Linked DNA regions of Mus musculus: regions 1, 2, 3 and 5 are each linked to region 4. Evidence: chromatin loops called from intact Hi-C (ENCODE). Cell type or tissue: heart. All regions are shown on one strand. Each heading gives the region's core, and the rest is flanking DNA. Links, peaks and the distances in the headings are about the cores only.

Evidence for each region. A loop is a pair of places that touch in the nucleus more often than their neighbours do. Peaks named below come from ENCODE experiments on the same cell type or tissue, not always from the same donor. Only the 100,000 strongest peaks of a DNase experiment are listed, where the experiment ranks them.
Region 1: a loop joins it to region 4, with 4 times the contacts of the local background. A loop is called at or near these places in 4 of 42 quality-filtered maps.
Region 2: it touches region 4 in a loop (2.5-fold over the local background); 7 of 42 quality-filtered maps call a loop at or near these places.
Region 3: it touches region 4 in a loop (9-fold over the local background); 2 of 42 quality-filtered maps call a loop at or near these places.
Region 5: a loop joins it to region 4, with 4 times the contacts of the local background. A loop is called at or near these places in 17 of 42 quality-filtered maps.

Annotation. Positions count from the first base shown.
Region 1 is chr5:90,199,642-90,206,194 of GRCm38, reverse strand. It overlaps Gm35936 (a long non-coding RNA gene), which reads right to left. Exons shown (of 3, transcript XR_389324.1): 3 at 5,835-5,863. Among named protein-coding and RNA genes, the nearest start is that of Gm35936, 9.6 kb to the right of the region's middle. In heart, for the core only: a CTCF peak has its summit at 2,863 (motif pointing left); no DNase peak of the experiment used is centred there.
Region 2 is chr5:90,299,138-90,305,690 of GRCm38, reverse strand. Ankrd17 (ankyrin repeat domain 17) reads left to right here. Exons shown (of 34, transcript NM_030886.2): 2 at 1,626-1,779; 3 at 5,546-5,702. Among named protein-coding and RNA genes, the nearest start is that of Ankrd17, 64 kb to the left of the region's middle. In heart, for the core only: no CTCF peak of the experiment used is centred there; no DNase peak of the experiment used is centred there.
Region 3 is chr5:92,134,343-92,140,895 of GRCm38, reverse strand. Uso1 (USO1 vesicle docking factor) reads right to left here and starts at 2,958. Exons shown (of 24, transcript NM_019490.1): 1 at 2,733-2,958. The coding sequence starts at 2,798. It also overlaps a transcript of G3bp2 not described here and the pseudogene Gm15710. In heart, for the core only: CTCF peaks have their summits at 2,607 and 3,484; a DNase peak (open chromatin) is centred at 3,125; H3K4me3 peaks cover 3,430 bases; H3K27ac peaks cover 1,408 bases.
Region 4 is chr5:90,361,310-90,367,862 of GRCm38, reverse strand. It overlaps Ankrd17 (ankyrin repeat domain 17), which reads left to right and starts at 1,678. Exons shown (of 34, transcript NM_030886.2): 1 at 1,678-2,196. The coding sequence starts at 1,816. It overlaps Gm9958 (predicted gene 9958), which reads right to left and starts at 866. Exons shown (of 1, transcript NR_045618.1): 1 at 1-866. In heart, for the core only: a CTCF peak has its summit at 3,161; DNase peaks (open chromatin) are centred at 1,252, 1,602, 2,472 and 3,132; H3K4me3 peaks cover 3,143 bases; H3K27ac peaks cover 2,101 bases.
Region 5 is chr5:90,278,230-90,284,782 of GRCm38, reverse strand. It overlaps Ankrd17 (ankyrin repeat domain 17), which reads left to right. Exons shown (of 34, transcript NM_030886.2): 15 at 1,180-1,932; 16 at 6,392-6,540. Among named protein-coding and RNA genes, the nearest start is that of Cox18, 58 kb to the right of the region's middle. In heart, for the core only: a CTCF peak has its summit at 3,255 (motif pointing left); no DNase peak of the experiment used is centred there.

The sequences.
Region 1 (6,553 bases), core at 830-5,829, 160 kb after region 4:
TGTCTCTCTGTTTGTCTCTTTTTCCAGGGTCTCACTGTGCAGACATGGCTGGCCTGGAACTTGCTATATGGACTAAGCTGGCCTCAAACTCACAGAGCTCTTTCTTTCTCCCTGTCTCTGTACCATATGCCTTTGCATGTTCTTAATCCCCAGATTTCTCTGTCCTGGAGCAGATTTGCTGCCCTGTCTCTTCACTTAGTTCTTTGAGGTAAGTTTGACTTTATTATTATTATTATTATTATTATTATTATTATTATTATTATTATTAGTGTGTGTGTGTGTGTGTGTGTTGGCGGGGGCGGGGTTGGGAGCATAGTTCTGTCCTTCCACCTCTACGTGGTTTCCAAGGATCAACCTGAAGTGAGCAGGCTTGCCCTCAAAAGTGCTTTTAGCCTCTGAGCCATCTTGCTGGCCCTGGTCTAGTCCGTTATGGTTTTATCCAGATAGGCTGGATACTGTTCGGTGCCCCAGGGACTACCCTAGGTAGAAATCTCAAACATAACTGGACCATTCTGCCTCATATCTTTGAAATGGAATGTTGTGACAAACATTAAAGAAAATATCAAGAAAGCAAAAGGTGTGTGTGTGTGTGTGTGTATGTGTGTGTATGTGTGTGTGTATGTGTGTGCTTGTGTGTGTGTGCGTGCATGTGTATGTGTGTATGTGTGTGTGTACATGTATGTGCCTTTTGCTGTTCTTTATTTTTGAGAGTGCAATTTAATTGTATTTTCTGCTATTAATTGACAAGAGAAAACATCTGAACTTTAAACTGTAAACTTAGCTGGGGCATTTCTCAGAAATAGAAATCATAATTCTAGTTTTTCCTGTTTGAGTAAGTTTGAGTTTTAAAAGTTTAAAAACAAAAAACAAAAGTGAACCCCTAGCCTGTCATGATGGCACAGGCTTTTAAATCCCAGCATTTGAGAGGCAGAGGAAGACGAATCTCCGAGAGTTTGCGTCAGCCTCATCTACAAAGAGTTCCAGGACAGCCAGGGCTGTTACACAGAGAAACCCTGTCTGGAACGAGCTTCCCATGCCAAATAAACAACAAAATAAAAGGATTGAAAACTGGGGTCTGGATTTGAGAAATTTTTGTCTGGATTTTAACATTTTGGATTATGGGCCATTAACGATATATACAGATTCAGCAATAAGATCCTTTCCATTTCTACATTGTAAGAATTTGTAAATGTCAGTAGAAATGATGGAGAAGGTGATGAAATAGAAGTATACATGACAACACAGAGAGAAAAGATCAATGTACAGAGAGTGAGTTGTTTTGAGACATGTCCCTTTATGTAGCTCTGGCCGGTCTGGCACTAATGTGTAGCTCACACTGGCCTTGAACTTGCTTCAAGCAATGCACTTGAGCATCTCAAACTGGGATTAGAGGACTGTACCACATTTGGGGTGCTCAGCAACAATGTAAATGCAGCGTGGGGGCCCGACAGTGGCACATGCTTTAGTTGCGGTGCTTGGGGGCGGGGCAGGGCAGGTGGCTCTCTAGGAGTTCTTTCAAGGCCAACTTAGTCTACATAGTGAGTAGTGAGTTCTGTAACAGCAGCCAGGGCTACATAGTGGGACCCTGCCTCAGAGAGGGGGTGGGGGGAAGAGAGAGAGAGAGAGAGAGAGAGAGAGAGAGAGAGAGAGAGAGAGAGAGAGAGAGAGAGAGAGAGAGAACAAAAATTGACAAAAGTTGATTTTATACATTTAGTCCCAGGGCTAGGAGAGCAGAGGCAAGTGGGTTTCTGTGAGTTTAAAGTCAGCCTGTTCTGCATAGTATATCAAGTTCCAGGGCAGCCAGGGCTACATAGTGAGATCTTGTTTCAAAAAGAACAACAACCAATCAATAAATAGTAAGTAACCATAGCAAAAGCTAAGTCTTATACAATTATTAATAGGGATATTTTATTTTCCTATATTAAAATGTGTAGGATTCACTAGTCTCTATGACTTTCTGAATTTAAAAATGGATAAAGTCTATTTACCTTTGACAGAAAAGTATTTGTGCACACAGTTTGTCAATATACAGTTTTTGATGAAACTGGAACCTCTGTAATTATTCTCATTAACCAAGATCTTAGGCTGTGGGTGTGAGTCAAGTGCCCCCCCCCCCCACACACACACACTGTTAGTCAATCAACTAACTAAATTAGAAACAGCCTTGACTGGCCTCAAAACTCATAGAGATTCTTCTGCCCTGTCTCTCAGTGCTTGGATCAAAGGTGAGTACCGCCAGGTGTGGTGGTTTATGCCTTTAATCCCAGCACTTGGGAGGCAGAGGCAGGTGAATTTCTGAGTTCGAGGACAGCCAGGGCTACACAGAGAAACCCTGAAAAACCAAAACCAAGACAAAAGAAAACATGAGTACCGCCAAACCCAGCTTAGTTTATTTCTAGCAACTGTAGGTTTTAAAGAATATATATGGTCATTTAAAGATTTGTTTATTTTATGGATGTGAATACACTGTAGCTGTCTTCAGACCCACCAGAAGAGGGCATCAGATCTCATTACGGATGATTGTGAGCCACCATGTGGTTGCTGGGATTTGAACTCAGGACCTTTGGAAGGGCAGTCAGTGCTCTTAACCATTGAGCTATCTCTCTAGCCCATATGATCATTTAAATAGTAAAATAAAGATTAACCTAAAAAAGGGTATCACTGAGAACAGGACCTCATGTGAACAGTGAAAACAGAACAGATTTAGTCTTTAGCCTTTTGTTCTTTCGGCTTTGATGACTCTCACTGCTGAGAGAGTCTGGAAGCACACACAAAAAGTCGATGAGCTACAGGTAATTCTTGTAATTCTGGTACTTCAACCACCATGCAGGTTGTTTTAGACAGTTAGCCCAACACTGCCCTCTAGTGGCTAGTAGAAACACGCCAACAAGCATTTTACGGTTTTCAGTTAACAAAGGACATTTTTTTCCCCCTGTTATTTTCTTTTTTCCTTAATACACACAGATATTTCTTCTGGGTCTTATTATACCATACACTTTTAAATTATGATTTTTTTGTTCGTAGGAATTTTTAATTATTGACCAGCTGCTTTTTAAATCATATAGCTGTGAACTCTGAGAATTTAAATAAGTGATGTTAGATCCCCTGTTAGAGAGTGATAATAAATAAGGGACCAGAGGGTGGGAATGCATTGTGTCTAGCCAGTCTCTCTTATGCCAAGCTGAGCTGCCTTTTAAACTCAGCTGCTTGTGGCCCAGGAGGCCAAGGCTTTTATCCGCCATAGACGTGAGTTGTGGACTCAATTGTACCCAGGAAGCTTCCAGCAACTTCTTATACTCAACTCACTCTTGACTTTCTTTCCACAGTCATTATCTTGAGTAAACACAAGGCTTTGAACTTTAGGACTCTATTACTCCAGTTGGTGCTACAAGAACAAGATGTGTATATGATTAAAACATCATCCCGATCTTTTATTACAAAGGCTTGGCACACAGAAGAAGAGCTTTCTGGAAATGCACTCTTTGTCCCTACCTGGCAGTGACCGTAGCCAGGAGGATCTGATGTAACTTGTGGCCGGTGTATGGTGTGCAGTGTTCAAAGGGCATGGTCTTATTTCCATCAAGGCTGGCTGGAGTTATTGGAGCCCTGACGTTGCTGTCATTGCCGATAACCCAGTAGTAAAACTGTGTCCTTTCTGTTTACACTTTTCTCATCGTGTCTGTGAAGCCAGGACAGGTAAACACATGGGATTGTGGGACAGGGAAGCGCAGTGGGTATATGGACCATTTACACATCCCCTTGTTTGTCTTACTATGTTACCTTGAAAGCTTTCGCAGGGCTGGAGACACGCGGCTCAGTGATCAAGAGTACATGCAGAGGACTCAGGTTTGGTTTCTAGTACCTGTATGGCAGCTCACAACCATCCAAGTTATGGATGCATATGTGTAAATGCAGAATATAATAAAATAGATAAATGAGAGACAGAGGGAGGGGGGTTGGGGAAGGGGAGGGAGGGGAGGAGGAGGGAGAGGCAGAGGGGGAAGGGGAGGTGAGGGAGAGGGAGAGAGGGGAGGGGGAAGGAGAGGGGAGGGATAGGGAGAGGGGAAAGGGGAGGGGAGAGGGAGGGAGAGAGAGCGGGAAGAGAAGAGGAAGAGGAAGAGGAAGGGGGAGGAGGAGGGAGAGGGAGAAATCACTTTATTAATCAGTTTTCTAGTCTGCACAGAGGAAACAATTGGATTTTGAACTAACCCTTATGAGACACTCAGGCTTTGTCAGATGTAGAGGTAAGAGGTAGAGAACAGCCCAATTGTTATGCTTCCCGTGGGGAGAGCAATGTAAAAGGACCCAGTGTGAGCAAGGGGGCTCGATTCAGTTTTCTTCATCTCTTTTCTTCCTCCCCCACCCCACACCCGTTGAGGTTTCCATAAAGTTGATATTGGTAGGAAGGCAAAGCTATTGAGGGGATCTTGGGGTTTTAACAACTTGCAACTGGGCTAGAGAGGTAGCTCAGTGGTTAAGAGCACTTGCTGTTCTTCCAGAGGACCAGGGTTTGGTTCCCTCCATGCGGGTCTGGCGGCTCACAATTGCTTGTAACCCCAGCCTCAAAGGCACATTTTCTTGGTACCTGGAGGTACCATACATACATGTCATTCAGAGAGAGAGAGAGAGAGAGAGAGAGAGAGAGAGAGAGAGAGAGAGAGAGGAACAACAACAACAACAAAACCCCTGTTACTAAGCCAAGAGTGTGAGAGCAGCTGAGTCTCAGTGCTGGAGAGTTAGAAGCCGAAAACTCGCTTCCAGATAAGTGTAGCTCTTACTCCTCATCAAAGAAACTCCTTTTGCTGCAGGAGACCATTGCAGCGGTGAAAGCTGTTGTCGAACAGCTGACTGTGGTGTGCCCGTACCCGGTTAATCCATCTATAACCCAAACTCAGGAAACAGTGCAGAAGAGTTGGGGGAAAGATTGTAAGAAGCAGTGGTTCCCACTGGAAAGTCTGACGTTTGCAGGCATGGAAGGAGGACGGAGAGTTCAGGCTCTTTCTCAGCTACACAAGGAATCGGAGGCGACTTCCGGCTGCACGGGAATCTATGCTTAAAAAACCCAGCAAGGAAACAAACAACAAACCAAAAATGAGTGTATCCTGATCTGGGTGTGGTGGTTCATGCCTGCCTGTAATCTCAGGGCTCGGGAGGGGGTGCAGAAGGAGTGTGAATTTGAGTTCAGCCTATGCTATATAGTAAAACCTTGTATCAAAAAGACTGAAGGGATATACGCACGCCTTTAATCCCACCACTAGGGAGGCAGAGACAGGCGGATTTCTGAGTTCGAGGCCAGCCTGGTCTACAAAGTGAGTTCCAGGACAGCCAGGGCTATACAGAGAAACCCTGTCTCAAAAAGCCAAAAAAATACAAAAACAAAAACAAAACTTCACTGTGACATTTTCATGTACTTGGTGTGTTCTGATCACATTCACACTCTGGTCCCCTCTCTTGCTCTCTGAGCTCCAATCCGTTTTTCTCTAGTCATCACCTTTCTTTCCTACCTTAGATCCTGCTTACTGAATGTAAGAGGAAATGTGCTGTTTGTCCTTCTGACTCTGGTCCAGCTCCAGTTCCATCTGCTTGTTCACAAGTGGCTTCATTGTGTTCCTTGTGATTGTACATATAGACATCACGTTTCCTCTGTCTGGTCACCCACTGATGGACACGTGGGCTGTTTCTGCAATCTGACCGTTACGGGTAGTGTTGGGAGGAGCATGACTATACAGGTATCCCCATGACAAGTTGACGATGGTGCTTTGGGGTACAGGCCCATATGGGGTATGTTGTGTCTGGCCAGCTGCTCGAATGTCTGGGTTCTAGTCTGGAAAGGCATCTTGGAAACCTGGAAGAGAAGAGGGAGCTAGGAGGGCGAGAAAAAGATGTAGCTAAGACAGTCATTCTGATCAAAGCTCAATTTTTTATTTCCGACACTCAGTTATGAAGGAGGGGAAGGGGCCCGATTCACGCCAAATAATCCTGGAGTCCAGTAGCAGGGTGACCACGTGTATGGCTCCGGAAAAGCAAAGTGGCAGGCTCCAGCAGTGGGCGTGGCAGAACGATTGAGTGGCAAGCTCCACCCCAAAGTAAACAGTGAAACCTGAGCAAGCAGGTTTCAGGCTGGGGAGGGGAGGCTACAGGGTATACCTAGATCATATGGAAGATCCATTTCTAGCTCTTTGAAGAAATCCTGAACCACTTTTCATAATAGTTGTACTGATTTCCATTCTCACAGTAACCCCTGCCCCGTTGCCCTCTTTAACGTTTCCTTGCTGTTCCGTGACTGTCTTTGTCAGGGTTTCTATTCCTGCACAAACAACATGACCAAGAAGCAAGGGTTTATTCAGCTTACACTTCTACACTGCTGTTCATCACCAAAGGAAGTCAGGATTGGATCTCAAGTAGGTCAGGAAGCAGGAGCTGATGCAGAGGCCATAGAGGGATGTTCTTTACTGGTTTGCTTCCCCTGGCTTGCTCAGCCTGCTCTCTTATAGAATCCAAGATTACCAGCCCAGAGATGGTCCCACCCACAAGGAACCCTCCCCTCCTTGAT
Region 2 (6,553 bases), core at 1,007-6,006, 62 kb after region 4:
TCAAAACCAACCAACCAACCATACTTGGTGTGGTGGGTGGGGTTTTACTACCTCAAATTTCTTTCTATTTGCTCTGGTTTCTTTCTTGCGAATATATCTAAAACAGGTGGGCTATACTTCTCAGGCTCTAAGAGATCATGTAAGGCTATTAGGTCAAAATTGTTATCCTTAGAATACTAAGATGCTATTAATTGGTTTTAACGCGTTGATTTGTACTGATACTATAAAAGCAGAAATAAATACTTTTTGTTTCCCTATGGTTATAGCACCAAAGTAAACAAACATTTTTCATTGCTGTACACTTGGAGTTAAATAAAGAAAATACTTCAGACTTCACTTCTCTATTTTTTAAATGGTTATATGTCTACATATGTGGATGTGTCCACAGGAGTATAGGTTGTAAGTTTATGTAAACTCCCCAAAGTAGATGCTGTGAATTGAACTTGGGTTCTTGGAAAGAGCAGTCTTTATGTACTTTTAACTGCTAGGTCATCTCTACAGTCCTCTTTTCATTAATTTTTTGAAATCTAAGAAAATATTTCCGCAACATGGTTACTTGTTGCTGAACAGTACAACTGGCAAACGGTCACTATTAATTTGGATTTTTAACATTCTCAAAAGTGACTCTAATGAACCTACCATTTAAATTGGTACTTGTTATAATGAAATAAAGTTAAACTTTGATGCATAAATTGTTAAAAGTTTAAAATTCTTTTTTTTTCTTTTCTTTTCTTTCTTTTTTTTTTTTTTTTTTTTTTTTTTTTTTTGGTTTTTCGAGACAGGGCTTCTCTCTATAGCCCTGGCTGTCCTGGAACTCACTCTGTAGACCAGGCTGGCCTCGAACTCAGAAATCCGCCTGCCTCTGCCTCCCAAGTGCTGGGATTAAAGGCGTGCGCCACCACGCCCGGCTAAGTTTAAAATTCTTATTTGCTTAAGCCTCATAACTTCCCAATATTTACACTTCTCTGATGAAATCATTGGTGATACTAATAAGTGTACTTTCTGCAATATTTTAGTTTAGTATTTAACATGTAAACACCAGTTAATAAATAGCTCTTGTAGGAAGTGTGTTCAGTCCTTCATAAGTGCAAAAAAGTCAGGAAAGTCAAGTGTTTAATTAATTTCCTAAGCAGCTGGAACTGAGAAGGGTACAGGATTTATGTTCACAAGCTCAGGTATATCTCATTAAAACTTGAAAGAATGCATATGATTTGAGGAGATAAAAGGATTGCAGTTGCATAATGAGTTATGCTGTTTTGTTTTGTTTTGTTTTGTTTTGAGACAGAGTATTTCTGTGTAGCCCTGGCTGTCCTGGAACTCACTCCATAGTCTAGGCTGACCTCAAACTCTAGAGATCTGCCTGCCTCTGCCTTCTGAGTGCTGGGATTAAAGGTGTATACCACCACCACCCTTCGAATAATGAGCTCTTTAAATTGTCAACATTGATTTTCTTTTTATTTAAACAATGGGCTTTGGCTGTTTGAATTTATTTAGTATTGCTACTATACTTATCATTGGTAATTAAAATATTTTTCTACCTCTGATCTTATTTTGTTTTTGTTCCCCTCCCTGATTTCCTGTCCTTTCTTTTTCTTTTTTTCTGTTTTCTGTATCTGTTTTTTTAGGTGGAGTCTTTCATTTTGGACCAGGATGATTTGGAGAATCCAATGCTGGAAACAGCTTCCAAGTTGCTTCTATCAGGCACTGCTGACGGTGCTGACCTCAGGACAGTAGATCCAGAGACGCAGGCTCGACTGGAAGCTTTACTAGAAGCTGCAGGTATGCTGTGTATTCTTCATAGTTGGATCTCCTCTGTTATCCCTAGCTTGCTACTTAACTGTAAGTGTGCTACTCTATGTTTTGTGTAATGACCATTCATAAATATTAATTACATTTCAATGGAAGTGTCATGACTGAAAACATTGTCATGATAAAATTCACTATGGATTAACATTGGTAAATTTAAATAAAGTTTTAATTGAATTGAAATCTATATAAAATTTACATCCCACTTTTTGCCTTACTAAAAAGGACTTTATATACATGATTCTCAGTACTTAATAGATACAGTATTGGAATTTGCGTACCCCCTAAAGACTCTGATTAGTACTCAGAGTTATCATGTCCAGAGCAGTGGAAACTAGCAATTCCCCTATTTATATTCACAGCTAAAGTGCTGCTTTCTGTCTTCTGCTTGTGCCATACCTGAGCAGGTCTGCTTAAACACTCTGTTCTTCACATTATACTTTTTCCCTGAAGATGTCATTGTTCAGAATGGCCTTGTAGCCATGTGTGATGACTAATAATCTAAGTAAAGTATTTGGGAAGCTGAGGCAGAAGGCTTGTTACAAGTTTATTTCAGTCCAGGCTAGCCTAGCCTAGTACACCAAAGAGGCCTCTAGACATGCTATGTAGTGTTCTTTAATCTAAGAAAATTGTAATGTGTTTTATTTGGAAAATATATTAGGTAAGATTCAGTGAAGCATAGCTTTTTTGCAGTGCTGTTGACTGTTATTATTAATGAATAAACTGTATATTAATATCTTTAACACAGAGCACACATGAAACTAGGTTATAGTTTGGAGAAACTTTTACCTTATGCTGGCACAGCCTTACCCCATGTACAGTGCAGGCTATATTCTTAAACTGTGTTATTTCCATAGAGTGGATTTTATTTTCTCCTTAAGAACATTATTTTAATTAGAGAATTATATATATTATTTCTTCTTCCTCCTCATTCTGATTTTTGCTTCTCCATTCATTTCTTTTCCTTTTTCAAACAATAATTTAATTTCATTCTTTATGTGTACTGCTGTGGGGCTGTCATCCCCTGGAACTGGATTTACAGACAGCTGGGAGCTGTCGTGTAGGTGCTGGGAATTGAACCAAGGTCCTTTGGAAGACCAGCCAGTTCTCTTAATCGCTGAGCCATCTCTCCAGTCCCTTTCTTTTCCTTTTTAATGGAAAATTTCACACAAAAACTTAGAATAGCATAACAAACCCTCTGATTGTGATGTTCAAGTTCAGTAAGCATAAGTACTTGGGTAGTCTTGTTTTATCTTACTCATTACACTTTGTTGATATTTTCATGTTTTGTTTTGTTTTTTTTAATTTGGAAGTTAATTCTTCCTTCAGTTTTTTGCTGTTTGGATTTATTGATTGATTGATTGATTGTGTATGAGTACACTGTAGCTGTCTTCAGACATACCAGAAGAGAATATCAAATCTCATTACAGTTGGTTGTAAGCCACCATGTGGATGCTGGGAATTGAACTCAGAATTTCTGGAAGAGCAGCCACTGAACCATTGAACCATCTTTCCAGCCCTCCTCATGTCTTTGAATATAGGTCTAACTTTTATGTGATTTCATTTATAAATTCTTCCATATGTATCTAAGGAGTTCCTTAAAAAGACAGCCATAAAGACAATCAAGGGGAAAAATAGTAGAAATTTACTATTAATATTTCTAAATATCCTGTCATTGTTTAGAATTGATGAATTATTTTATATTGTCTAGGTTTTTTTGTTTGTTTGATCGATTTTAGAATGAGTTTCTGGTACTCTTTTAATTATTGAGTCATTTCTACAGCTCCAGAACACTTTTCTCCAGAGAGATGTGTGAAATGTGCAGATTTTTTTGTTGGTTTTGATGTAGCTGTAGTTGGTGGTGGTGGTCTCTGTTTTATTCCCTTATTTTTCCTGTTAGGGGCTAAAGTTTCTGAGATCTTGTGAAAATGTCCTGCTGTCCTCATGCATAGTAGTTTATGAGTTGAAGTTTAGTTTAAAAAAATCATTACCTCTTATTTTTAAACTCATTGCTCTTTAGTGTTCCAGTTGAAGTTTGATATTACAGTTGTGATAGTTTTCCTCATCTATACACTTGTTTTCAGGCTTTCTCAGAATTTGTTTCCATTCGAAAATTGGTTGCATTGCGTTGTCTTTTCAAATCATAAAACTTTCTTTGACCCTGAGTTCTGTTATAACCAATAGCAATGACATAAAAAAAAACCAGATTTCAAAAGATACATATCTCTTTTGTCAAGTGATGCTTTACATCCTGAAATATTCACTGATTTCCTATTGCGTTATTATAATTTATTTTTAATGCAGCCATGAGAAACAATATTCATTTGCTTTTTAATTTCTGTGTATCAGATATTAGGACATAATGTGTCTGAATTGTCTTGTCTTAAGATCTTGTAGACTGAAGCCACCTGTGCTAAGTTTTTACCTATCTACTGTGAGGGAAAGTTTATTTCTAATTTCATTGTGACTGAGAGATCAGTTCCTGGCTATGGTAGTTCTGAGAGCACCCTTCTGTCCCACAGACACTCAATTGGATCTCCCCTTGCTTTCTTAGGGTTATGCACATTGCTTCATCCACAGATCCTCTTCATCTTAAAGACTTACTTTTTAAATTCCCTGCCTTTGTTATCTCCAGGCAAAGAATTCTTTCTACTGTCCATGAGTTTCTGATTGGTTTGGACTCACTAGGATAATCTGTTTGATATAGTATAACTTCATGTTGGGAGTAAACTTTATTATATGTGTAGTTTTGGGAGGTAGACTGTAGAAATTGATTCAATGGTTTGTAGCACTTAATGTTCTTGAAAAGGACCAGGGTTTATTTCCCAGCACTTAAGTGCTGGCTCACAACCACTGTAACACCATTTCCAGGGGAGTTGATCCCATATTGTGACCTTTCTCCTCATCATGCATGCACACAATACATATACATTGCATACAGTAAAACACTTAAAAACATGTAAAAAATAAATAAGCCCAAGGGAAATAAACAAAAGAATAGTATATAGGATATGTGTAACAGTGTTAGTTGGTAGAACATTTTGGTTTTCCTAGCTGTGATTACACACAGAAGCTTTTATTTCTTTGGGATCACTAATGTATTAGTATGTAAGTCTTCCCTCTAAGTCTGTTGGACTTTTTTTTGAGAGACATGCTTGCAAGTTTTATAGTCTTTGCATAATAAGCTTGACTGCCAACATTGTGGTCCTGGGAGAGTACAAAGGAGGCTGAGGGCAGAGTAGGGGTACTCAGAATGTCGGCATTCACCCTCTGTGCTCCTCCTTACCCAGTCGGGGTCCTTTGTTTATGATCTCCTTATTTCTCTTCACTAGCTGTGTATCAACTTAATCTACTCTAGTTACCTTCCCGGTAGTAACTTAGATTTAATGATGTATCTTAGTTTTATCAAGAATGGAATTCCTTTTGCATTCTAAAGTCTATGAGGAAAGGGAGAAAACAATTATTCTCTCTTATTCTTAAATCAAACCTAGATATTGTGATATATTCTCTGTGCTAAGTTTTGTACTCCTGAGACAGAGTGCCTTAGGTCATGCATCCAAGAACATATGGCATGGATAAAACCTCTAGGTTCGAGGAGAGTTATTTACCTAAAGATTAGAGACAGATATATCCAGTATAGTATATGAAGGTTACTTGTTAACATACAGGTTTTAGTAACCTAAGTTTTGCTTTGTTTCTGTTTGGGTACTTCCATATTGCTGTGAAAATACTGTAACAGGAATAGGCAAGTTATCGACGGCGGATGGTAAAGCCTTTGCAGACCCTGAAGTGCTCCGCAGGTTAACATCGTCTGTCAGTTGTGCGTTGGATGAAGCTGCTGCTGCACTTACCCGGATGAGAGCTGAGAGCACAGCAAATGCAGGGCAGTCGGACAAGTGAGTGCTTTGTGTCGTGTTCCATACAAACGTGGTTTTCATAGGAATGAAAATAACTAATATTTGTTAAGCTTTTTTTTCTTTTGCCTGATACTGTGTCTACTTAGTGTGATACCTTTTTTTGTGTATATGCCCAAAAAATCCATACCTGTCAAACTTCTTAACATCAGTTCTATAAGTAAGCTGAGAGAGAGATCTTCAAGTCGGTGGAGTGTGCACCAGTCTATAAGTAGTGCTGGCAGCAGTTAGGGTCTGGCTGGCGGCTTTGTTAAGAGACTTTGCTGCTTTCCTCGGAAGCACTGAGTTTAGTACCTGGCACCCCCATTGGGTGCTGACATCTCTCACCAGTGGTTTGTACACACAGAAACATACACATAAAATTTAAAAATCAAAATAAGACTTTTCATTTACTTAGGTTGCTTTTTATGTATTAGTGACAAAGAAGTCACTGCTAGTCTATCAATTGTGTTACTTTTTTTCAGTTTATTTGTATAATTTAGACCCTTTTAAAGGATGAGGTTTAGTATTTGCTTTCTATTGTTTTAAAAGAGTCATAAAACCTTGTTTCTAATAATCTGAATGTCAGGCCAGGAGACCTTAACGTGGCTCTCATGCCTTGTATCTGTGCTTTTAGTCTTATTAAGGATTCAGTGTAAGTAATATTTTAAGGTTTTCTAGTGCTTTATAATGAAAACCATATTTCATATGTAAAATATGGATGTGTTGGATGTGTTGTGGAGCATGATCGAAGCATCTGAAGAAGTAGCCTCGTCCAATTGAACATGAAGCTATATGGGGAGATAGCACAGTGGGTGAAGTTATTGCTGAGCAAGAGTGAGGACATGCGTGTG
Region 3 (6,553 bases), core at 568-5,567, 1.8 Mb before region 4:
CCCACTTCCACAAGGATTGGCAGCAGCGAGTGGACACTTGGTTCAACCAGCCGGCGCGCAAGATCCGCAGGCGCAAGGCCCGGCAGGCGAAAGCGCGTCGCATCGCCCCTCGCCCCGCGTCCGGCCCCATCAGGCCCATCGTGAGGTGCCCTACAGTGAGATACCACACCAAGGTCCGGGCTGGCAGGGGCTTCAGCCTGGAGGAGCTCAGGGTGGCTGGCATCCACAAGAAAGTGGCTCGCACCATCGGCATCTCTGTGGACCCGAGGAGGCGAAACAAGTCCACGGAGTCACTGCAGGCCAACGTGCAGCGCCTGAAGGAGTACCGCTCCAAGCTCATCCTGTTCCCCAGGAAGCCTTCTGCTCCGAAGAAGGGAGACAGTTCTGCTGAAGAACTTAAGCTGGCCACCCAGCTGACAGGACCTGTGATGCCCATCCGGAATGTGTACAAAAAGGAAAAGGCCAGAGTTATCACAGAAGAAGAAAAGAACTTTAAGGCTTTTGCCAGTCTCCGAATGGCCCGTGCCAATGCCCGACTCTTTGGCATCCGAGCAAAAAGGGCGAAGGAAGCTGCAGAGCAAGATGTTGAAAAGAAAAAATAATTCTGTGTTGGAGAGTTGCAATAAATTTTCCATAAAGCAAAAAAAAAAAAAAAAAAAAAAAAAAGAACCTAGGTCGTGGATGATTATATAGTAGATGCTCAAAGCCTTGGCTAGTCAAGCACGTAGGCCAAATCAAATATGGACAATTAAAGCACCTAATAGTACACCATGCACTCCACTGAGGCTCTATAAATCCATGTCAACTAGTGGCCCGTGAGCCCTGCTGGACTTCCCGACAGACTCAGAACTAACTTTGATCATACAGTAACTCAGTGACCTCGGTCCTCAAAAGACAGACTACTGATTCAGTTCTCAGAGCCAGTGAAGTAAAAGGGCATCCCTCTCGTCTCTCTTTACATGTTCACCACGGTGACACTGGGCATCAGTATAAAGTCATGATGTAAAACTATGATACTGATCCATGCACACTGAACCAAGCATCCCAGCTCCAGCTCCGCAGTACCAACTGCACAAGTCACTTTGCTGAGCGGAGAGTGAGGAGGCTTGACCTCTCGCTGCTCCAGGAGCCTCAGCTTCAAATTCCTCTAACGCTGAAGAACGCATCACCTCTTCCACAGAGGTCACTGTGACAAGGCCGAAGGATCATCTCAGCCTAACCTACTAGAGTCAAGTCCATCCTTTCCTGAGCATCTACTAAGGGCTGCACTTTCATGTTTCTCAACTTTAAAGACTCATTACAGCCACAGGAGCCAGCACTTTTTACTTAGAAAGCATTAGCCTTCCCAGATCTGTCCAAGTCAACCAAGCCTGGAAGCCTGGATTCAAATCAAGGTCTCATTTCAAAGCCAGCTCTTAATTTGTGTGTCTCTGACAGACAAACATCAGACAAAACACAGAAAGGTTAAAGAGATGGGCTGTGACTGTGGTGAGCTAAAGTCCCTGGCTTTCCAATAACAGCAGCCTTGTTGCCATGTGGGGAGGAACAAGGGAAGCCAGGTATTGGGGGAAGAGGAGATCTGATTTTCAAAAACAACACATGTGACAGCCTTCAGCTCCGTTGTAACCTGGTGGGAAGTCTGGCTCAGTGGCAGAATGCTTGCCCTCCATGTAATCAGGCCCTGGATTCAGTCCTAGGCCTCCTCCATCTCCCTCAGTACTAACTACATGCGTAAACTACACTAACTACATTAGTACACTACATTCGTTAGTTAACGTAATCCTAACTTAATTAATGTGGGTAATCTTATTTCCAAAAGGGCCAGCTAACAACTGAAACCCGGGATCAGCAATCAAGTCTAAGCTTAGCAGAAAGCTTAGTTTCTTAGTTTCCCCCGTAGTAAATTCTAGCTCCAAGATTCTGGTCAAGTTACTTTAATTCTCTCTTCATTAGTAAAGACTCCATCCTATCTTGCAGGTCCTATTTTATGACCCTTCTGAATCCACAAAACAGAGCTATGACAACTACCCAAAGTTTGTCTTTAAAATGTCACACGCGGTTTTTTTTTTTTTCTGTATATCTAAATTCATTTTTCTCAGGTAAGCCATCCACAGCAGTTTCCAATTGGCTCTGCAAACTTCCCAGGAAGTGTATCCTAAACATAAAATCAAATGCCGGTTTTCCATGTCTTAATAATTAAAAAAGAAAAACATTAACAAATCATGTCACCAATAGAGCAGAAGAGTCCCTAGAGTGGTTAGCGCGCAGATCACTACAGCGTGCAAGAGGAGTAAGTATTGCCCCATGACACATTTGGGTGAACCTGAAAAGTAGGGTCTGAACCACCAACCCTAGGCAAACGCCCATTCTTACAGCTGATGGGGCAGGAACAGGTGGCATTGTGCCCCAAGAATATCGTTTTATTCTTAGCCACAAGCCTTCGCCAACAGCTGGGTCTTAACTTCCTTCCAGCCCCGTAGAGCCGGGTTTCAGCCGGCACCGAGGCTGGCCGGCCGACAGGTTAAAGGGAAGGAGGGAGGGGCCGCGCGGTCCGTCGCCGTGCCGGGTCCCCGAAGCCCTCCTGTCACCACGGCCCGGGCTGCACCGCCGCGTGGGGAGCTCGCGCGTCCGAGCAGGGGGAAGGAAAGAAGGCAGGCGACGGGAGCGGCGTAGACGCCCCGATCTCACCCACCCAGCCCGGCCCCAGCCCGGCCCGGCGACGCTGCGCTCACCGTCTCGGCTTCAGTGTGCTGGGGTCCGGCACTCTGACCCCCCATCACCCCACGGAGGAAATTCATCTTGTCGCTCAGCCGCCGGCTTCACCAGCCCCTCTGCCAAAGAAAACACGACCGCCCCCCGCCCCCCGTAGGGCCTAGCCCCCGAGCCGGCTCTCCGCACTCCCCGGCCTCCGCCACCGCCGCCTCCTACTCAGCAGCCTCTCCGGCCCCCCGAGCCCGGAAACAGCCGCGGACACCAGCCGCGGTGCGCATGCGCGGGGACGTGGCGTTACGTGGCGGCTCGAAGGGCGAAGGCAAAAGGGGAGAGGAGGGAGCCCCGGGCCGCAGGCCACGCCCACCTGCCCGGCCCCACAGGCCACGCCTACCAGCAGGCCTCCCACCACTTGGGCACGCCCCCTCCTCCTCCTTGCGCTGCTTGCTGCTGCTGGCCGCGGTCACCCACGTGGTCGCAGCCCTGCCCAGTCGGCTCCCGAGGCTCTGATTAGACTAGGAGCATCGGCTGGTAGGTGTTTTGTCGCCGAGAGCGGGACGGACTGCAAGCTGTCAAACCTGAGGGTTTATTTTTGTTGAGTCGAAAGTGAAATTTTCCTTTGGCCGGCGTGACAGGTAAGGGGGAGAAGGGTGTCCTGTCCCCTGGAAGATTCGTATGGTTCTTTCGGTTAAGCGGTACGAGCGAGGTGGCCTTTTGATCCTCGCAAATTGCATTTCTACCCAGGGCTTTGTTTGGTGGTAAAGGGGGTGCTAGAGACCCCTCATTCCACTACCACTCGAGGGCGCGTTTCTAAGTTCTTGCTCCTCAGCCCCGCTAAAAAGAATTCCTTGATCTAAACACCAGGTTCTCCGCTCATTTTCAAGTGTGAGAAGTAACCCCCTTCGTTTATCTCTAATAAGAGGTTGGAAATAAATTGTTCCATTGTGTCATTTTGGTAGCATAATGCCCCCCTTTTTAAAATTAATTCTTAATTTCTACGTTTTCAATGGTTTTAGCAAGCAGAATGTCATATTTCCAAATCGCTATACTTGTTCTTTCCAAATGAGGCTGCCAGGTACACATGGTTTTGCAAATTTCTTGACTCTGAAAGGGAGTCTAGTAAACCAACTGACTCATGCCTCTCTTGGTTTCAATTCCCCATAGGTCTCAGATGTGACGATTAAGACCTATGTCTCCCCCAGACTCCCTCTAAAAAGAAATCAGTATGCTTCCACGGTGTGCCCTAGCGTGCTCAGTAGTACCTCTACCCAAATAATCCCCTAGTCTGTAAGGAGGAATCCGAAGACTCCGGCTTTCCTCCTTCACCTGTCCAATGTTGAGTGTATGGTGTGCAGGAATATTTCTCAGATTCTTCCACACTGAGATTACAGCAGTAGGCTCCTAACTAGTTTGTCTACATCCAGCCCTGGCTTCCCACAGTACACCCTTGGGTGAGCCCAAGAGGAAGTATGTCAGTCCTCTTGTTAGAATCCTCCAGTGGTTCCCCGGTTTATATAATGACATCCAAACTCCTTAGTTTGGCAGACACACCTGTTAGGGTTGAAGCGCCAGTGTCCCTCAAATACTCAACATGTTTCTCTTGCTTTAGTATGCCCTTTCCCTCTTTGTGGGGCAGATTCCTGCTAGTTCCTTAAGCCTCCACTTCAGCGTCTCAGGAGAGAGTACCTTGAAATCAAGATGCAGATTCTTTGCGCTGTCACTTTGCCGCCGACACTGAATTCAAACTTGATAAGCCAAATCTGATGACCCGGCCATTTGTAAATCAGTTGCTAGTGTATTTACTAATCATGGAGTGATTTTGATGGATAGGTGAATAAATTGTTGAATGAACATGTGACTAGTATGCTAAGAGAGACGATCTGTTCTGCCCGTGAATGACAGAACACACACCATGCAGGCCGTAGTGATAGATAGTCCCAAGGTCGTAAGCCTGGACACAGAGCATGGTGGGATACTATTGCCAGGAATACTGTGTGCCACTATTGTCCTCTGCTTGACATTTTGCTTTAGACATTTTCCGTGGAGGCATTTTGTTGCATCCTAAAAAATGTAACCATTAAATTGTCACCAGTGACCAAGGAAAGCCTGCTAAGACCCTCACCTAGCATTCTCACCTTGCCCTGAGCCTGACCTCTCCTCTTCCCCAAGTCTCACTGTCCTACCTTAAGGGATGAGGCTCTGGTACGATCTGAGGGGGCTTGGAGACATCTCTGTTGTTTGGTAATGGAACACAGGACCTTGACATTGTTACAAAATTGTTTTAAGGGACAAACCTCGTTGAAATACCTTGTTTTAAACTTTGTTGGACACAGTAGTCATGACTTACGAGGAGGTGTCCATCATTTGACCTGTTTTATTCCCTAACATTGGGTCCTGGGCAGGAAGGACAGGACTGTGGGCAGGAAGGACTGAGAGATGGAAAGAAGGAAGGGCAGAGGGAAGGACTAAGGGACGGCCAGTTGAGTGCAGAAATGATGAGGGTGACCCACCACATTCCCTGGTCTCACAATCTCCGTTCTGTTCTGCTCACTTGAGTTTTGAGGTCTAAAAAGAGGCAGATAAAGTATAAACTCTTATTTATGCCCCAGGAAGGATCTGAGGGAACCCAAGCAGGGAGCAGCCATGAAGTGACTCCTTATTTAAGAAGAGGGTTACGTATTACTCCATCAACACTTTGATGTCTAGAAAGAGTTAAGGACAATGTCTTCCTGCTTGTGCTCTCAAGCCGTGTGGCAGAAGTCAAGAACATGGTAGTTGCTGAAGAACCACTTGTGGAAGCAAGAGAAGACAGGAGAAAGTTGTAACTGACTCTTGGAAGGATTCCGGGATGGTACCGTAAATGGTGTGTGGGTTTAGTAACATTTCCACAATCAGAAACTCCGAGTTGATGAGAGTAATTTCCCATTTCCTAAACTAAAACTGACCAAGAGCATCTACTAAAATTAATTATTTTGCAATCCATTTTGTTTTGTTGTTGTTGTTAAAACCAATTTCCTTCAGTGGCTGGGCTTGTCAAGCCTCTTTTTCTGCTTGAAAACTCAGCAAAAAGCATGAGCATCAGAGGGCTGGAGAGATGGCTCAGAGGTTAAGAGCACTGACTGCTCTTCCAGAGGTCCTGAGTTCAAACCCCAGCAACCACATGGTGGCTCATAACTACTCGTAATGAGGTCTGATGCCCTCTTCTGGTGCATCTGAAGACAGCTGCAGTGCACTTATGTATAATAATAAATAAATCTTAAAAAAGAATATGCATCATAGCATATGATTGTTTTATAGCTTGGAGGCAAGGAATTGTCTATGCCTTAGAGCAGAGCTTCTCAACCTTCCACATGCTGAGACCTTTTACTATAGTTCCTTGGGTTGTGGTGACCTCTCCCCCAACCATAGAATTATTTTTGATACTACTTCATAACTGTAATTTTGCTACTGTTATGAATTGTAAATATCTGATATTCAGGATATTTGATAATATGACACACGCACACACACCCGTGAAAAGGTTGGTTGACTCCGAAAGGGGACTTGACCCATAGTTTGAGAGCCACAGTCATCATCTGCGTTTGAAACACATCATATGCAGGTTTTGGAAGCACTCCTACTGGAAAAGCAGTGTCTCAAAACACCGTTAATTAGACTGTTTGTTACTATGCAGTCAACCCACCGATATACAACAAAATAAGTTGATGTTGAGGCTGCGGGGTCAAAGGTCAGGACTAATCAATAGCAATGTCAAGTACTTTACCGTTTTCTGCTAGGCTGTGTTCAGACTGCTTTGCATCAAAGAACCCTCCTGGGCTGCAGATGTCAGTCGATGTTAGAGGCT
Region 4 (6,553 bases), core at 953-5,952:
CCATACAGTCCAAATCCATGGCTATCAGATACACAATAGTGTTCTGTATTATGTTGTATACTGGAACTCAGCTTTAGGCAGATGTTTAGCATTTTGTATATTTACTATTACACACAGAGAAGCCCCTGGAAACACAGACTCTGATTTCAGAGATAACACACACAGTAGACACATGAAGTTTTGCCTCAATGAATTGATTTAGTCATCACCAATTCGTCTGTGGTACTCCGTAGTGTACTGGCAACTGCCCACATTTCATATGGTATGCCAGTACTAAAAAGAAAATGCAAAAAAAAAAAAAAATTAAAAAATAAATAAAATAAATCAGGCACTCAGCTAAACTTAGAAGTCTTAAAATGGTAACTTTGTCAGTTGAGGGACTTTTTTATCTTGTGCCAGTACATCTGTCTTTGATGTTTGCTTTATTTTCCTTATGTCACTACTCGTACTAGCCCAGAAATGGCTAATTCTGAGTTCAATAAGCTACATAAACATGACACGGTGGTGTACAGACCCATATAATCTCAGGAAGATCGCCAGTTCAAGGCTAGCCTGGGCTACACTGGAGACGTCTGTTTGAAGAAGAAAGCTACATTTCAATCGGTCTGCAAGTTTTCTAAGTACTCAAAATGATCTCAGAATCCAGACCGAGAAATGCATACGATGATGGCCCAGCTCCCACACCCACCTCTTCGGAAGTGTATAGTCTTAAAAATCACTAGATTCCGTTCCTGCACATTACAAAGGTGTACAAAATAGTCAGATTTAGGAAGCCTAGGACCCGAGACTCAAACTCGGACAAGAGTTTTCTAAGTGAGGACGTGATCGCTCCAAGGGATGGTGGAGGGGAAACAGTTTTCTTTTGGACCTGACTTCAGTCTCTCTCCTCTCACGAAGTTCTCTCGGAAGATCCAATGCTCTCTGGCTTAGGCGGTGGAGAAAATGGCCAGGCAGGAAAAGTCCATCCAGGAGGTCCGGGGCGAGGCCCCACCTCCCGGATCTGAGGGGCCAGGCCTCGCGCTCGCCCAGCTTCCCCCGCGCTTCTGCGCTCGCCCCCGACTTAGCCCGGGCCCCACTGCTCGCCATCCCACTGCCTCTGCTTCCCTGCGCCCACGCACGCACGCTCGATCGCTCGCTCGCTCGCGGGGGAGCCCACTCCCCGGCCCTGGAGTCTGCACTTGGGAGAGGCAGGCAGGGCTCCGCGCTCGCGCGGCCGCCGCGGCGCCGGCTGATGGCGTCACCCGCGCTTCCGCCTGCGGCTGCGTTCTAATACGAAGCCAGGAAGGAAGGAGGGAGGGCTGCAGGGCTGTGTGTGTGGGGGAAGTAGCGCGGAGAAGACAAGCCACCCAGGCGCTCGTTCGCCCGCCCGCTTGCTCGCTCGCTCGTTCATTCGCTCGCCCGCCCGCCCGCCCGCGGTCCCTGCTTGCGGTCCCCGCTCAGACTCGGTCTCCCCAGAGGAAGCCACTCCAGGCGCACTCCCCCGGCGGCTCCTTCCGGACGCCTGCTCGGCTTTCCCGGGCACGGCGTTCGCGCTCCGCCTCGCCCCCCCTCAGCCCTCCCGCTCTCTCTCCCTCCCTCCCTTCCCTCCCTCCCTCTCTCCCTCCCTCCGCCAAGCTCCCCGCCCTTAGTATCGCGAGACGAGGTGAGAGCTGGCGGAGCGGCGGCGGCGGCGGCGGCAGTAGAGGTGACCGAGGCGGTGGCGGCGGCGGCGGCCCGGAGCGCTGTGTCGGCCCCGGCGCGACCGAAGTCGCGGTAGAGCGGAGCCCCCCCACGCCCCTCCCCCGTCCGCGTCCCCCACCCCCTCTTCCCGCGGGGATGGAGAAGGCGACGGTTCCGGCGGCGGCTGAGGGAGAAGGGAGTCCCCCGGCGGCGGCGGCAGTGGCGGCCCCCCCCGCGGCGGCGGCGGCGGAGGTCGGCGGCGGGGCTCGCCCGGCCTCTTCTCCTCGTGGGATGGTGCGAGTCTGCGACCTGCTCCTGAAGAAGAAGCCACCGCAGCAACAGCAGCAGCAGCAGCCGCCGCACCACAAGGCCAAGCGGAACCGGACTTGCCGACCCCCGAGCAGCAGCGAAAGCAGCAGCGACAGCGACAACAGCGGCGGCGGTGGCGGTGGAGGAGGAGGAGGAGGCGGCGGCACCAGCAGCAACAACAGCGAGGAAGAGGAGGACGACGACGACGAGGAAGAGGAGGTTTCTGAGGCAAGGGCCTGGTTTCACCTCGAGGAGGGCGGAAGGGACCGTGGAGGGCCTAAGGTGGGAGGGGACTCGCGGTGGGACCGAGCCCTCGGGGCTTACGATCTGCCCTGAGGGACCGGGCTTTCGGCTGCCCCCTTTCTTTGCTCGGCCTGAGTCGTGAGGTGTGGGGACGTGGGGGAGGGTAGCTGACACGTGGGGGTGGGAGGACCGGAGAGTGCACGGAGTTGCCGAGAAGCTGGCTAGCCGAGGATGCTGCTTCGCAGGGTGAAGGGTGGAGGGATTGATTGGTCGGATTCCCGGGTGGCACTTTGGGGCCGAAGGGTGGTCTCTCTGGGGCCAGTAAGGCCACCTCATTCCCGGGGCGGGGGCGGAGCTAAAGCGGGAGGGGTAAGATAATAGGTAGGAGAGTCTCCGGGGGACCGACTGCGAGCTTGGTAGTTTTCTGTCAGTGGAAGGTGGCCGGGAGCAGTTGTGGAGGGGCGGTAAGATTGTAATGGACTCGGAGCTAAGTATTTGTATCTGGGAGAGACACGTGAGAGGCTGTACTTTTCCATACTGTTTTGCTGCAGGGCTTTTTCTTTTCTCTTTCTCTCTCTCTCTCTCTCTCTCTCTCTCTAAACTCGTGGCTGCTGAAGTACTCTTCGCTTCCTCGATTTGTGAAAGATTTATGGATGAGCCGATCTTCTATCCCTCCATATGCGTTTACAAGTGACTTAGTACGTAAAAATTGTTAGGTGCTCTGCGTGTATGTGTAATAATCCATCGGGTTCTCCCTTAATAAGAAATAATCAAACCATACCCCGCTTTTATTTAATTAACTTTATTTATTTATCTATTGTAAAGTAAGCAGGGATGAAGTGTCTGTTTTGCACCCGGGCATGGTTGTGATTGGGATAGGGAGGCCTTATGTTCTAGTGATCTGGTTTCATAACTCCTTATAGTTTTTCCTGGGTCTACAGACAGGCGGCGTTGTAGGACCTTATTCCTTTTAACCCAAAAGCTTAATGAACCATACTGATAGCAAACTATGACCTACCAGTTGTTAGTTCTTTTAGAACAAACCCTTTTGTCAATATTAGGAAATGGAAGCTTTAAACACCCAAATATGGAGGAAATAGTAACTCGAGGCAGCAGAGGGAAAGAAGCTGTAAAAGTTGATTCTAAAGAGAAGACTAATTGAATTATCCAGAAATACTGCGTGCCACACTAGAGCCTGGTAAAAGGCTGCTTTTGAGTTAATTTGATTTCTTCTTTCCCATCCAGGTTCTGTTTATGTAGAGACCTTGGAAAGAGACTTGAGGCTCACCTGTTAGCAATAAGACAAACATTTTTTCCCTAACCTTAGATGAAGCTACATCGTAGAAAAAAGTTCTAAGAGTAGGAATATATATACCTCCAAACTTGTCCCTTCTGTTATTTCTATTGGGCCTATTGTGGTAAATGTGTATGGGTAGTTTGTACTTGCTTATTGATTGATTCTGGACAGCGTGTTGCTCAGGCTTCATTGTAAGCAATGTAGGCAAGGCTTAGTGTCTAGCAGGCCTAAGGCCCTAGACACCCTTAAATCAAACAAACACAAAAGAGAAAGCAAAACTTTAATATTGAAACAATGATGAGAAGGACGTGATGGAATCCTTTTCTGTTTTGGTACTTAGAATTGGCCAGCTTTATAGTTCTCAGAAGTGGGAAAGACTTTTCCTCTGCAGCTCAGCCTCTTTATTTTAAAAATAAGGGCAGCAAGGTTTAAAGGATACTGGAGGATAGTGTCTGATAGTTGCAAAAGTAGGAATCAAAGTTTTTAGAGACTCAGTGACATCTGTACATTTTGTCTCCCTTCTGACCTATTTCAAAAACTGGTGCTGAATTTCAGGTTTAGCAACTGTGAGTAAACCACCAGTAGTAAGATTTTAAGTTTTCTAACATTAAGCTCTGGTTTGGAACAAGGCCGTATACTTAATGTAATACTTAAAGAAGAATTCTGCTACAAACTGCACCTCCCTAGGTAGTTTTGTCCATGACCTGATATTTCCTCAAGTTGTATAGATGGCTTGAAGCATGTGGGTATGTTCCTTTTGTAGGTCTGAGTTTTTCATCTGAGAATATGTACAATATGTACTTTGACCAGCTAAGACAGTGTTGATCCTTACTGTGTTTTGCACTGCCATCTTCACAAGTAAAGCAATAGGTTTGTCATTTGTTGGGTGAAATATATGTAATAAGAAAGCTGAGCCATTAAAGAAATGTCTGTAACACATGATGAGAAATGGGCATGATAGAAAGGACTGGCCTGCATGCTGTGATCAGAGTGAAGGGGTGAAGCTCTGAGCTGTGTGCTGCAACTTGGAGTCAGGTGGGCGGGTTGGGTTGTGCAATAGTTTCTTTTCTCTTTCACTGTCTTTACATGTCTTCAGAAGTTTAATTTTCAGGACTTGGGAAGTGTACTTTTTTTTTCCCCAAAATTATTTTGGCCTACACAGTTTACAAATGCAGATAATCTGATCCTTGAACTAATTCTCCTGTAAAAATCATCAAAAGGTTAGGAGAGCATCTGAAAGTGTATACTTCTGCGGTGTCTCACTTGAAGATGTTGAAGGATGACAACATGACAAAAAGAAATGTTAGCTGGACATCCTATGTCTGGTGAAAGAGGAAAAATGGGAGAGAACATGGATTTAAGTAAGAGCTTTATTTGTAAGTTTTAGTACCTAGTTGCAAGCCCTATTTATCCTTTAGAGTAGGTATCTCCAAAGTATCTCCGATTGGATGGAATGGTTTTGATGCTCGTATAGCCTCAGCTGTACCTGGAAAGCGTGCAGAAGATTGAAAACTTTTCCTCTCTTCCCTTCTTTTGGCACAAGACTTTACCTCTAAGTTGAAAGTCTAATTTGCTCAGCTTTCAATGGGCTACTGACTAGTAAGGAACAAAATATATTTCCCAACATAGAAACACGTTGTACATTGGATTGAACTAAATATTTACAAGAAAAAGGTAGAATTGGAAGAGTTTATACTTCATTTCAGAAATAATATTGCATTCTATTGAACACACTTTGGGATATGAGTGGAAGGCAGCTTTCTCTGAAGCACAATTCAAAGGGAGGAAATGTTAATGATAGAACTTTTAAGTTCAAGAGCAATGTTGTTGAAGAGAAAAGAATAAAATATAAGTATGGTGAGAGTCGATCAGAATTCCACCTATATTTGAGGAAAAAGATGTGCTTTTTTATTTTAAATAAGAAAGAAACTTAGTGAAGAACTTTAGACAATGAGGGCCAGTGAATTAGTGTTGACAGTACTGAGGATCTGCAAGGCCAGGAGACTTGCATCTGTAAAAGAGGTAGGGTTGAGGATGAGGGAGAAGGGGAAACTATCATTAAGACTCTGGACACTAATTTCTTGTTTCATTTCTTTTGTTTTTAATGGAAAGATGCTAGGCTCCACTGTTGTAAATACATGAGATCAGAATAGGCCAGAGAACCTTGCCTGTACTGTTTCCCCAGTTCTGTTTCTTCAACTAATGTAGCATTATTTTTAAAATGGATAACCTTTGAAGAATTTCTCTCTTAATTATTTCCTTATCTTCTATTTGAAAAGGACTTGATCAAAAAGAAAAAAAGGGGGGGGGGGGACAGCATACAGATCTGTTCCGTCAACTAGTATCAGTTTTAGGGAGAATCCAGAATTCATTTAGGGACTCATGAATGGAGTTCCTTCTTCCTTTCTTGTCTTCCTTAGCCTGTGAATAGCTGATGTTTGGACACCGTCAACCCCCCACCCCCCACCCCAACACCACCAGTTTTGTTTTGTTTTGAAGACAGGGTCTCACTGTATAGCTCTTTCTGTCCTACAGCTCACGCTGTAGACCAGGCTGGCCCTGAACTCACCAAGATTAAAAGATACACCATTATGCCCAGCAGTGTCTTTTAATTTCTTAATTACTGTGAGTTATGAAACTTGCCTAGCGAGAGAAAACAAGTTAAACTAATCATCATTGGCTATTGAATGTCTAATAGGTGCTTTATGCCTCTAATATTCTAACATACTTAAAAAAATAGTACTTGAGTGCCCATTGTGTATGAAGACTTAACTAATGGTTCTGAGCATGGACTGTATGTGGAGTTTGTATTCAGTTTTTTGACCCATCACTCACTGGTGTTGTGGTCTTGGATCAGTTACTTAACCTCTCTAGCTCATTTTCTTATATATAAATGGGGATAATAGATCCTACTTTACAGCAGTTAAGAAAGTGAAAGGAGTTAATAGTTTTCATGTTTTCTCATTTTACATCTCCATAACGCTATGAAGTAGGTGTCACCATGTTTATTTCATTATTCAAAAATGAGTTCCCACTGGGTATGTT
Region 5 (6,553 bases), core at 496-5,495, 83 kb after region 4:
GGTGCTAAGAGAAACTCAGAAGAGATTCAGGTGGTTCTTTTTGATGGAATTCTGACTACTAACCAAACCTAACTCTTTGTAGTGGCATGAGGCAATAAAGATTAAGAAGTTGGATCAAATATTAAAATTCAATGTAAAAGCTGGTTTAACATAGATTTATATCTTAGATACTTTTTCCTCAGCCTAATATTCAAAGATATGTAAGATGTAATACATTCATTATATCTTAAAATACCAAGGTCCTTTTTTTTTTTTGACTTGTATATGTCATACCATGCCTGTTCTTAAGTATATCCCCAATTACCAGTTTAAGTCAGTTTTTCCTTTGAAAAGTTTTACATGAAGAAATTGTGATTTTTTTTTTTTAATTTTAATTTTAATTTTTTTATTTTTTTGCATCTTGGTTTTGGCTACCTGTGTTCTTTTACCAACAAGTATGCTATGTGTTCCTAGCAGCTCTTTTCGGTCACTACAAGCAGCCTGTTGTCTTGGCATTCTTTTCGGTTGTTTCTAAACCTGTTAGCCAGACCAGTCTGTTTTCCTGGCTGTCAGACGGTAACAGAGGATGGCGTAGTCTAGCATCTTTTCTTCCAGGGACACTAAATCCCAGTTCTCTATTGGCTAGGCAGCTGTGTGAATATGCGAGTTTCTATCTCTTTCCTTTGTCAGTCTTATAGATGGTAGGTCCCAACGAAGACATATATTTTAGTTGGATTTTAATTTCTTGGTACATCTCAGTGGTTTGGGTTCTCTTTGTGTGTATGTGTGTGTGTTTATAAAAGGCACAGCTATTTTATTAAGTGTGGAAAATCATTTTTCTGATCTTATGATGAGTTGTTACATCTGACCATATGAAATACTACACGTAGCCTTAGACTTGACGTAAACTGCACCACTTAGGTGTCACAGCTTACATCCCTCTAGTGTCTTAATTTTAGCCTTGTGGTATTTATAAAATTCTGAACTTTACTTCCAGATGTTACTCTATGCACATAAAATACATACATTCTATATTTATGATAGAGAAGGTGGACTTGTGTTTAACTACTTAAAAGTACATTTCACCTTCATGGATATGATAGCTTGGTGCATAACTGTTGGCACTAACCCTCCCAACAGTAACTCTGTAATGAGGATGCCATTCACGTGCACTTCTGAGGGGGTTTCTTTTTCACACAGCTGCTTCTAAACAAAAGTCCAACAGCCATTTGCCAGCAAACAGCCAGGATGTACAGGGTTACATCACCAATCAGTCTCCAGAGAGCATTGTAGAAGAGGCTCAGGGAAAGTTAACAGAACTGGAACAGAGGATAAAAGAAGCCATAGAAAAAAATGCACAGCTGCAGTCCTTGGAGCTGGCTCATGCTGACCAACTCACCAAGGAGAAGATCGAGGAGCTGAACAAAACGAGGGAGGAACAAATTCAGAAGAAGCAAAAGATTCTGGAGGAGCTGCAGAAAGTAGAGCGAGAGCTACAACTGAAAACTCAGCAGCAGCTTAAAAAACAGTATCTAGAAGTTAAAGCTCAACGAATTCAGCTTCAGCAGCAGCAGCAACAGTCTTGCCAGCATCTGGGACTATTTACTTCTGTTGGGGTTGGAGAGCAGCTTTCCGAGGGAGACTATGCACGGTTACAGCAAGTGGATCCTGTTTTGCTTAAAGATGAACCCCAGCAGACTGCTGCTCAGATGGGTTTTGCACCAATCCAGCCTCTGGCGATGCCTCAAGCTTTGCCTCTGGCAACGGGTCCCTTGCCTCCAGGGTCCATCGCAAATCTTACAGAACTTCAAGGAGTGATAGTTGGACAGCCAGTACTGGGCCAAGCACAGTTGGCAGGGCTGGGGCAAGGAATTCTCACTGAAACACAACAAGGGTTAATGGTAGCCAGCCCTGCTCAGACCCTCAATGACACGCTGGATGACATCATGGCAGGTGGGTTTATATTGTTATGAGCAGGTATCAAATATGATTTGCTTAAGGCGAGTAAGAGTGTGCCAGCATTTTTTTTTCTTTTTCTTTTTTTTTCTTTTTTTTTTTTTCCTTTTTAAAAAAAAAAAAAAAACATTGCTCAATATTCAACTTGAGAAGTATTTTTTTGGACTCTTGACCCATTATGTCTTTAGAAAAACTACATTAAATAGTTCTCAGATGGCTACAGGTCAAATTAAAGATTAGCTCATACACTGTAAATGAACAAATCTGTCATGGCTGGGAATCTGTTTTTCAGTAGTGGGTTGAATCTTGGTTTTTACTTTTGGTTTTGTTTTTCCACTTTAAGTTCAGAACACGGGTTGGGTTTTGGCATTTTTGCTTCTGTATTCATACCAATAAAAGGGAAATTGATAAAAATCTAGGTACAAAGGTAGTAGGACATATTAGGAAGTCTACTTGTGATTGAACAAAAACCCAAAACTTTTATACTAATGTACCAAGCTTCATGGTGGCTAAAGACAAGCAAACAACAATCAAAGCAGACACTTTGACAACATAAATAAAGTATCAAACAAGTAGAGTCTGATTTTACTGTATGTCAGTAATTTTTATCCCCTGTGAATGTTAATGTATAGTCTGTTTCTGACTGTATTATGGGAAGATATTTTCCCCATGGTAAATGACATGTTTTTAAATGTGTAGCCAGTAAGATTTTATTCTATTTTAACAAGGACTGCACTTTAAGAAGAGTGTTAATATTGCTTATTTGGGATTGCAATTTTGTAAATTGTTTAACAGAGTAGAATAAGATTTCATAAGGATATAGGTTATAAGAATGCTAACTGAAATAATTTTTCTTCAGGAAGAAAACTTGATAAGGAAGGGAGAAATAAATAGTAAATGGTTGTTGAATTTTGATACGTTTCTTCTGCTATTTTCCCATTTTTTACATTTATTTGTTTTTACTTGGGTTGTTTAGTATTTCTACTTTGAAAACTCTGAGAAACATTTATTATGATGGAGTCATTATTGTAAGGTTCCTTTCTTGAAAGAAAATATGCTGTGTAGTGTTTAGATGTTTAGATTGAGATAACATTAAGAAACTGAGAAAAACAAGTATATGCATTTCAAAAACTGTTATAGTTTCCCAATCCTTTTATTTTTAATTTTCTTAGCAATATGTAATATGAAAATCTGTTAGAGGCTGGAGAGATGGCTTAGTGTTTAAGAGCACTGACTGCTCTTCCAGAGGTCCTGAGTTCAAATCCAAATGATAGCTTACAACCATCTGTAATGAGATCTGACGCCCTCTTCTGGTGTGTCTGAAGACAGCTACAGTGTACTTAGTTAGATACTATAATAAATTTTTTTAAAAAAGAAAAAATCTGTTAATCTTAAGAGTAAAACTACACCAGTAAGATTGCTAGTAGTGACTTATAATAAGAATTGTAACAATCTTAATATCTATCAGTATAAGATTTTCCAAAACTTAAAGCCCTGTTAATCATCTCTAACTAGTCATGATTAGATATCTAATAAACTTTAAAGACTTTAACATTGAATGACCATGCATAGTAGCATAAATTAATACTATGTCCATTAAGTTAGATTGTAATTCCTTATTATCTCAGGTTACCAAAGGGTTTTAGTTAAGTTTTAAGTGTTATTTATTGATGAAATGAAGACTTGGTCGTTCTATACCAATGACTGTTGGAAATTTGTTTTTAATGTGCTATCAGAGTTTACCTGATGTTCATGGGCTGATGTAAAAATTTTTAATTCTGATAGTCATCAGATGTTTGTAAAGCAGCATTTTCTATTGATTCATTTATTCCCAAAATTTCTGTCTGTGTGTTCAAGATTTTTCCTTTATAAAAGTTGTTTTTGTTTTGTTTTGTTTTGTTTTTTACTTGAATGAAGATTAGATTTTAGAGTTACGACAAATTTGTTATTTTCTAAAAAGGTTACTTTTGTATCATGCTCTTCTGTGTGGGTAAAGAGAAGTGCCTAGCAGAGAAAGAACAGAATTAATCTTACTGTCTGCCTGCAGATCATTCCTACCTAGTATCTCATTCGTATTCACATGCTGTGCACATACATGTGTGCACTCTTACACACCCCTTTTCTGTATTCTGATTGTTTGAACAACTTCTGATCGTATTTGTCCTTTGAGTTGACTAAAGATCCTTTTCACCTCTTATGTTGGGCTTCGTGTGTAATGAAGCCTCAATTGGGCTTCTTCCCTCAGCACTGTCCCCTAATTCCTTAGGTCTCATTTGTTAGGTTTCTCCTAGGACTCTCTCATTTCTTCCCAGTACTTAGCTGGCTAAGTCTTTAACCTGCCTTATTTCCCATACTCACCAAAGCAAAACTGGGTACTTGTTTAACTTCCCCTAAAACATGCTTTTGTTCTGTCTATATACTTTTCCAATCCCACTTTTAACTTTTCAAACATGTGGTTTTTGTTCTCTAATTTGAATTTTAAAATGTAAAGAAAAGAAAACGGAAAAAAAAACAGCTTAATACTAGAATTCCTTTAGCTATGTAGATGTTTAAAGCTTTTTCTTTTTATCTATGTAGTACATGGTGGAATGGTGAGCACTTACTCTTGATAAAGCAGTTTCAGAGGTACTCCAAAGGAAATGAGGGTTTTTTTCTTCAAAACTTTAGATGAGATGAAAAGAATTAATTTGAAACATTAAAAGTAGTTTTTTTATGTTCTCTAAAATACATTATTCCAGTTGGAATGTGGATTAATTTGCTAATTTTTTAATCCATTTAAAAATCATAGAATAAAAAGTTTGTGAGGGCTAAGGATATAGCTCAATTGGTAGAGAGCTTGTATAGCATCCATATATACCCTGGGTTTGATCCCCAGGACTCAATAACTCCACCTGTAGTGGAACAGTTTTACAATCCTGGTACAGAGGAGGTGGAGTCAGCAGTTGTGGACATTCAGGGTCATTTTTAGCCATTTCTTTTTTTTGAAAGCCTGTCCAAAAGAAACATGTAATCTATCTTAAGAGCTGTAGATTTTATATGATTTTGAAATTCATATATAGGATAAAAAATTTCAATGAAATTATTTGATCCTTAAGTCTGTGCGGTGGCTCGTGCCTGTAATACCAGCAATCTTGAGGTAGATTCAGGTCAGAATTGCAAGACTGACAATAAATAAATAAGCCAATCCTGAACAGTTTCAGAGCCGTTAGATAATCAGTAGTACATGCCCCTTATCTTGGTCTGCTTCCTTAATGATTAAAGTGTTATGTTTGGTTTTTTTGTTCCTTGTTTTTCTTTTGACCTTTAAGTGGACTAAAAATGTACAATCATAGAGTTTGTGTTGCTATAATGTACAGTGTATGTTTGTGCCTGACCTAAGGATTATATGTAAAGTAGATTTCTTAATGGATAGTCATGTTTATAACTGTTGGAAGATCAATTTCAGTATTATTTGTGGCAATATAAGTTCTTTTTGCCTGGTTTCAGATTCAGCTGTGAAACATAATTGTTTTCTGTCTGTAGCCGACAATACTTGGGAAACACACATCTACACTCTATTCAGAGATTACTGTCCAAACTTAATACTAATGCAGCAGCATTCTTACTGTGGGTGAAGAGAAGATGTTCTCACATTGACTTCAGAATTGAGTTATCTGGAGAATAAAATCCCTTAATCCAACTTCCAGTCTGTCCTATGCTTCTTTAGCATTCTCCACCTCAAGTACAGACTAGCCATTATTTGAATCATATAGTGGGTGAAATAAGATCATACCAGATTTCCTACATAGAAACATCAGGGTCCATACTGGGAGGATGATTGTGTAAAATATATTTATTTCTAGCCTAATCTTAATTTTGTTCTGTCAGTGTGATTGTCCGATTGAATGTAAGACACTTTATTCCTCTCAGAATAATTCTTAATGTAAGAAAATCTATATCTGTGTGAGAGTCAAACTTTTATAGTTGAGAAAACCATCACACCGTGTTTCAAAGTTACTATTGCCCTGTAGTAGTTAGTATATTTTGTGTTTCGGGTAGTTTTACTTTGAGGATCTTCCATCCCAAAAATGAAGTAACTTTTATTTGCTCCAAAATATAAGGTATGAAGTTGCCACTTTTTAAAAAACAAAACAAAACACCCTTCCCCTTTCATTCTATCATTTATTCCTTTTCTAGTAATTTTAGTACATAAAGCTTTTGTTTTCAGGATTATTTTGATTGGAATATTTTTTGTTTACTTTAAATAAAAGAAAATTTGTCTTTCAGGTGGATTTTATGGGAAGTGTATTAATCAATATACATTCTAATTTGGGGTTCTCCTCCAATCAAAAATCATCAGAGAATTAGTTATAATAGCATTTTAGAGACATTTTGTTGCAAAAACTCTTTAATACTTTAAAATATCTCTTGCTAACAGTGTTTCCTCCTTATTAAGTGCAGTTATTTTGTTCAACAGCAGTCAGTGGAAGAGCATCTGCAATGTCAAACACTCCTACCCACAGTATCGCTGCTTCTGTTTCCCAACCTCAGACTCCAACTCCAAGTCCCATCATCTCTCCTTCAGCCATGCTACCTATCTACCCTGCCATTGATATTGATGCACAGGTAAGCTCCGCAT